Linked DNA regions of Homo sapiens: region 2 is linked to region 1. The links are chromatin loops, found by intact Hi-C in ENCODE. Cell type or tissue: heart right ventricle. All regions are shown on one strand. Links, peaks and the distances in the headings refer to the core of each region. The heading gives the core; the rest is flanking DNA. Region 1 has its middle 23 kb from the start of SDE2. Region 2 overlaps TMEM63A (transmembrane protein 63A).

Region 1 (2,905 bases), core at 111-2,610:
CCTCTCTGACCTCATCTACTCCTCCTCACTCCACCACAGCCCCCGGGGCCTCCTTGCTGTTTCCTGAACCAACCAAACACACTGTGCTCCCCTGGCGTGGCACAGACTGTCCCTCCTTCCAGAACAGTCTTTTTCCAGACGTCCCCAGGGAAGACTCTCTCACCTTTCACTCGGTTTAAAATGGCAACCCCCACCCCCATCACTTTCTTTCCTGACTGGTTGGTTGTTTTGTTTTTTTGAGACAGCCTCGCTGTGTCGCCCAGGCTGGAGTGCAGTGGTGCCGTCTCAGCTCACTGCAATCTGTGCCTCCGGAGTTCAAGCAATTCTGCCTCAGCCTCCCAAGTAATTGAGACTACAGGTGTGCGCTACCACGCCCAGCTATTGATTGATTGATTGTATTTTTAGTAGAGACGGGGTTTTGCTGTGTTGGCCAGGCTGGTCTCAAACTCCTGACCTCAGGTGATCTGCCCATCTCGGCCTCCCACCGCGCCTGGCCGACAGTTTTATTTTTTTGAGATGGAGCCTTGCTCTGTCGCCCAGGCTGGAGTGCAGTGGCGCGATCTCGGCTCACTGCAAGCTCCGCCTCCTGGCTTCAAGCAATTCTCCTGCCTGAGCCTCCTGAGTAGCTAAGACTACAGGTGCGTGCCACCACGCCTGGCTAATTTTTGTATTTTTAGTAGAGACATGGTTTCACTGTGTTGGTCAGGCTGGTCTTGAACTCCTGACCTCGTGATCCGCCCGCCTCGGCGTCCCAAAGTCCTGGGATTACAAGCGTGAGCCACCGTGCCAGGTCCTGACAGGTTTTGTTTTGTTTTGTTTTGTTTTAATAGTACTTATTACCCCTTATCATATTTTTTTTTTTTAGTTAAATGTCCCTCTCCCCTCAGAAAATAAGCTCTGCCAGGGCAGAGAGTTGATCTGTTTTATTAGTGCCGGATACCTAAAATGTGCTCCATGAATATCTATTGAATGAATCCAGTGTACTAACATATTTATAAAACAACAAACAGAATTCCAAATAAATTCATCATCTCTCAACAGACCACATGACATGTCCACTGGGGTGTATGTACCTGCTTTGAAACATTTGCTTGTAGAAATGTGTGTCTTTTAGCCCGGGCGCGGTGGCTCACGCCTGTAATCCCAGCACTTTGGGAGGCTGAAGAGGGTGGATCACGAAGTCAAGAGATTGAGACCAGCCTGGCCAACATGGTGAAACCCCGTCTCTTCTAAAAATACAAAAAAATTAGCCAGGCGTGGTGGCAGGCGCCTGTAGTCCCAGCTACTCGGGAGGCTGAGGCAGGAGAATCACTTGAACCTGGGAGGCAGAGGTTGCAGTGAGCCGAGAACGCGCCACTGCACTCCAGCCTGGTGACAGAGAGAGACTCCTCCTCAAAAAAAAAAAAAAGAAAGAAATGGGTGTCTTTGAAGGTGGTTGAGGAAAATGACTGGGACTTACTGTTTTACCAAAATCTGAGAGCAACTGAAGTGAGTGCATGAGTGGCAATTCTGTAGAAAGGGATTCTGTTGAGTCGCTCAACACCAGCCAACCATTAAAAAGGTTACCTATTTCTGAGGAAGAGTCTTCCTGTAACCACTAGAGGGCGCTGTGCACTAACAAATGCCAGCCAAAGCCGTCAGGGAGAGACTGCTGGGGAAGGTGGGGAGGAGGTGGCGCGGCAGTGTTGCCTGGCAGTGGGGTAGCAGGTAGCAGGATGGCCAAATCCTGTGAGACCCACCTTTCCCCGTCCCTACACTCCCCTACACACCATAAGTGGCAGACTGATGATTAGGTGCAGCTGGCCTGGGGTGGACTAGGCCCTGTTCTTTTTTTATTTATTTTTTCTTTTTTTTGAGGCGGAATCTTGCTCTGTCGCCCAGGCTGGATTGCAGTGGCAGGATCTCGGCTCACTGCAAGTTCCGCCTCCGGGGTTCACGCCATTCTCCTGCCTCAGCTTCCCGTGTAGCTGGGACCACAGGCGCCCGCCGCCACCACGCCCGGCTAATTTTTTGTATTTTTAGTAGAGACGGGGTTTCACCGTGTTAGCCAGGATGGTCTCCATTTCCTGACCTCGTGATCCGCCTGCCTCGGCCTCCCAAAGTCCTGGGATTACGGACGTGAGCCACCGCGCCCGGCGCCCTGTTCTTTCTGATTCCTTAATTCTCAGATTTAGCTTCAGTTTTCACTGTACAGGTGGTGAATAAATCATTTAGTCTTGCTGAATATCCCATAACATTATTACTTCTGTCCTCAACAAACAACGTTATCTTTAATCATTTGCTGTTGTTTTCCGCTAGAGGAATTTCAGTGTCTGTGTATACAACCATGTCTTTATTTTTGTGTTATCAAAAATAAATCTGGGGCCGGGTGCGGTGGCTCATGCCTGTAATCCCAGCACTTTAGGAGGCCGGGGTGAGCGGATCGCCTGAGGTCAGGAGTTTGAGACCAGCCCGGCCGACACGGCGAAACTCCATCTCTACTAAAAATACAAAAATTAGCCAGGCATGCTGGTGGGTGCCTGTAATCCCAGCTACTCAGGAGGCTGAGGCATGAGAATTGCTTGAACCCAGGAGGCAGAGGTTGTGGTGAACCGAGATCACACCACTGCACTCCAGCCTGGACAACAGAGCCAGACTCCATCTCAAAAATAAAATAAAATAAAAATAAAATAAATAAATAAATCTGGGGGTATATATAGCTGTGTTGTGTATAGCTCTGACATATTTATTTGTGACTGGCCCCTGCATTTCTCCTTGGTGGGAAATGTACGTGTTGACATTAGGATTCAACTCAGTTATTACACCCAACCTGAGCTGCTCTTAGACCAGGCAGGCAAAAGAGGCCTCTGCCCAGAGTCTGCATCTAGAAAAGACAGAAACACAAGGCTAGGGGAAGAGGAGGACA
Region 2 (2,905 bases), core at 135-2,634, 130 kb after region 1:
ATTGCACCAGTGCACTCCAGCCTGACCAATGAGCGAGACTCCATCTCAAAAAAAATAAAAAATAAAAAAACAAAAGAACCTGGCATAATAGAAAAGGCAGCACCCACTTTCTGTTGGTCCCCTGTGTGCTCCTGTGCCACCCCTGGGGTAAGACCCTTGGGCCTCATTCTCTGTTGACTGTGATGAGGGCAGGGATCAGCCGGGTGGGAGAAGGCCAGGGGTGTGGGAGCACTGACATACAGGGGCTCAGCATGGGAAGGGCTGGGGAGGAATTGAGGCCAGGCATCCAACTGTGAAACAGCCTCTTTCCAAGATGATTCTGGAATGTTAGTGTTCTGTGGGGACAGGATCACAGACACTGTGACTCCCTTGGTGCAGGGTCTGTCCCACAGACCCTGACCCAGCGACGGATGAAAGACATACACTGCCGGGTGCGGTGGCTCTCGCCTGTAATCCCAGCACTTTGGGAGGCAAAGGTGGGCGGATCACGAGGTCAGGAGATCGAGACCATCCTGGTTAACATGGTGAAACCCTATCTCTACTAAAAATATAAAAAATTAGCCGGGCATGGTGTCAGGCGCCCGTAGTCCCAGCTACTTGAGAGGCTGAGGCAGAAGAATGGCATGAACCCAGGAGGCGGAGCTTGCAGTGAGCCGAGATCGCACCACTGCACTCCAGCCTGGGCAACAGAGACTCTGTCTCAAAAAAACAGACAGACAGACATACACTGACAGATATTTTGCCTGTCAGTGCGGCTAAGGGGCTCTGCAGCCTGAGTCTGCAGTGTAGTCCTCAATGCCAGGCGAAGTTCGCATTTATTTAGTACAGACTAAATGACAAAGGTCTCGAGTAAACACCACTAGAGGGTAATTAACATTGCCGACCCCCTGAATAGCGAGCAATCATGCACCAGTGGATGATCAAAGGTTGGTCTTAGGACCACATGAGTAAACAAGCTATTTAGGTAAACTCCCCCACATTCCTATGTATCTGCACCCTAAGCTTTTAAGAGAATTCAGCTGCCTTCAGCCAAACCCTTTACTGAAGCTATGCAAACCTCTCGGCTTTCCAAGAAGGTTTGTGTCTATTTCCTATAACTTTATCTTAAATTTTCTCCCACCACCCTGACCGATCCCCTACACCTTGGGGTCACAGATAAGTGAGGAAGTGGGTAGGAGAGAGAAAGTGAAAAAAAACTAGTAGCCAGAGGTGCAGGATGCCTCATTTTGTGTTCAGGCAGTAGAGCAGCAGCCCCAGCCCTGGCTCCTTGCCAAAATAGCCGCCCCGGAGAGGAAGAGGACAGAGGTGTCTGTGTGGCCCTGCGAGGTCTCCAGCTCACAGCCCCATCCCCTGCAGGCCTCATCTACATCCTGCTCAAGCACATGGTGGACCGGCACAACCTCTACTTCGTCTACCTCCCAGCCAAGCTGGAGAAGGGGATCCACTTTGCCGCTGTGAACCAGGCCTTGGCAGCCCCCATCCTGTGCCTCTTCTGGCTCTACTTCTTTTCCTTCCTGCGCCTGGGTGAGCAGCCCTTCTGACCTGGGGCCAGCCCTTGGCCTCCCAGCCCTGCATCCCCACCAGCCAGTCAGATCCCTCATTGCTTTCACAGCATCAGCATGGCATCCAGTCAGAATGTGGTGCCCAGAGTGAGGGCTGGTTAGGTGTCCCATCAGAACGTGGTACCCAGAATGAGGGTTGGTTACATGTCTAGTCAGAATGTGGTGCCCAGAGTGAGGACTGGTTAGGTGTCCAATCAAAACATGATACCCAGGGTGAGGGGCTGGTTGGGTGTGGTGTTGACAGCCTGGCTCCTAAGCTAGCCCGAGTGCAGGTGTAACCCTTGTGAAGGCCTGGTCAATTGTCCCATACATCCCTGGAGAGAAGATAGTGCCTTTATCAGCTGTGCAGGGACTGAACCAGAGGAAATGGGGAAGCTGATCCAGATTTGCCCTTTGAGGCTGGTGGTTGGGCCCAGCTCCTTGTACCTCCTGGCATGGAAGAGGTGGGGACGTGGAGGAGAGAAAACTGACACTCCTGGGGGAAAGACACGTCTGCCCCGGTCAGACTGGGGGTGTGGGAGGGTCCATCCTCTCTAGCCCAGGGCACTGGAGACTGGAGGGAACGGACCAGCAAGGAGGCTGAAGAATTGCCATTGACTTGGCACCCCAGTGCCTGAAATCTGACCAGGGATGATGCCAGTCATTCAGTGGGTCCCTCTGTGTGTTCCTGGCTGTGAAGACACCATCCTTGCTGCTGGAGTTGAGGGGTGGGGGTGGGGGGTTAGGCCTTACCTTTATTTTCTGCCTGAGGGAGAAGTCACGGGCAGTTTCCACACCAGGTGCGGCCCCTTCCTCAGCAGGGTGAGGGTAGGTGGTGGCCCCTCCCTGCCCACCCCAAGGCTAGCCACCCTCTATCACCAGGTATGAAGGCCCCCGCCACTCTGTTCACCTTCCTGGTGCTGCTGCTCACCATCCTGGTCTGCCTGGCTCACACCTGCTTTGGATGCTTCAAGCACCTCAGCCCTCTGAACTACAAAGTAAAGGCCCCCGACCCCACTGCCCGGTCAAGCCCTGGGAGGAACAGATGGTGGGACGGGCTCGCTGTCAACCCCGCCCACCCTTGTCTGTATCAACACAGCAGCAGCCTTCTCCAGATTCTGCTTCTCCATGGGAAAGGCGTGGGTGGTTGGGTGCCATGTGTAGCTTCCCTTCCTCCCCTCATCCCTGCACTCCCCCACCCCATCCTCTCTCGGGCTGCTGGGGAGCTTGGTGCCAGCTGGTACTATTATTCCGGGTGTTAATAGTCTGTGTGTTTGGAGGGTGTTTGTTCACAGAGATCAGTTTTGTTTATCATCGCAAGTTTTTGCTGTTATCTGCAGACAGAAGAGCCTGCAAGTGACAAA

Evidence for each region. Hi-C counts contacts between places; a loop is a spot of excess contacts. Peaks named below come from ENCODE experiments on the same cell type or tissue, not always from the same donor. Only the 100,000 strongest peaks of a DNase experiment are listed, where the experiment ranks them.
Region 2: a loop joins it to region 1, with 2.6 times the contacts of the local background. A loop is called at or near these places in 22 of 110 quality-filtered maps.

What each region holds. Positions count from the first base shown.
Region 1 is chr1:225,974,859-225,977,763 of GRCh38, reverse strand. No RefSeq gene overlaps it. Among named protein-coding and RNA genes, the nearest start is that of SDE2, 23 kb to the left of the region's middle. In heart right ventricle, for the core only: a CTCF peak has its summit at 1,598 (motif pointing right); a DNase peak (open chromatin) is centred at 1,643.
Region 2 is chr1:225,848,531-225,851,435 of GRCh38, reverse strand. It overlaps TMEM63A (transmembrane protein 63A), which reads left to right. Exons shown (of 25, transcript NM_014698.3): 21 at 1,357-1,524; 22 at 2,424-2,539; 23 at 2,882-2,905. Among named protein-coding and RNA genes, the nearest start is that of TMEM63A, 32 kb to the left of the region's middle. RefSeq lists an enhancer at 660-1,206. In heart right ventricle, for the core only: no CTCF peak of the experiment used is centred there; a DNase peak (open chromatin) is centred at 1,270; H3K27ac peaks cover 1,995 bases.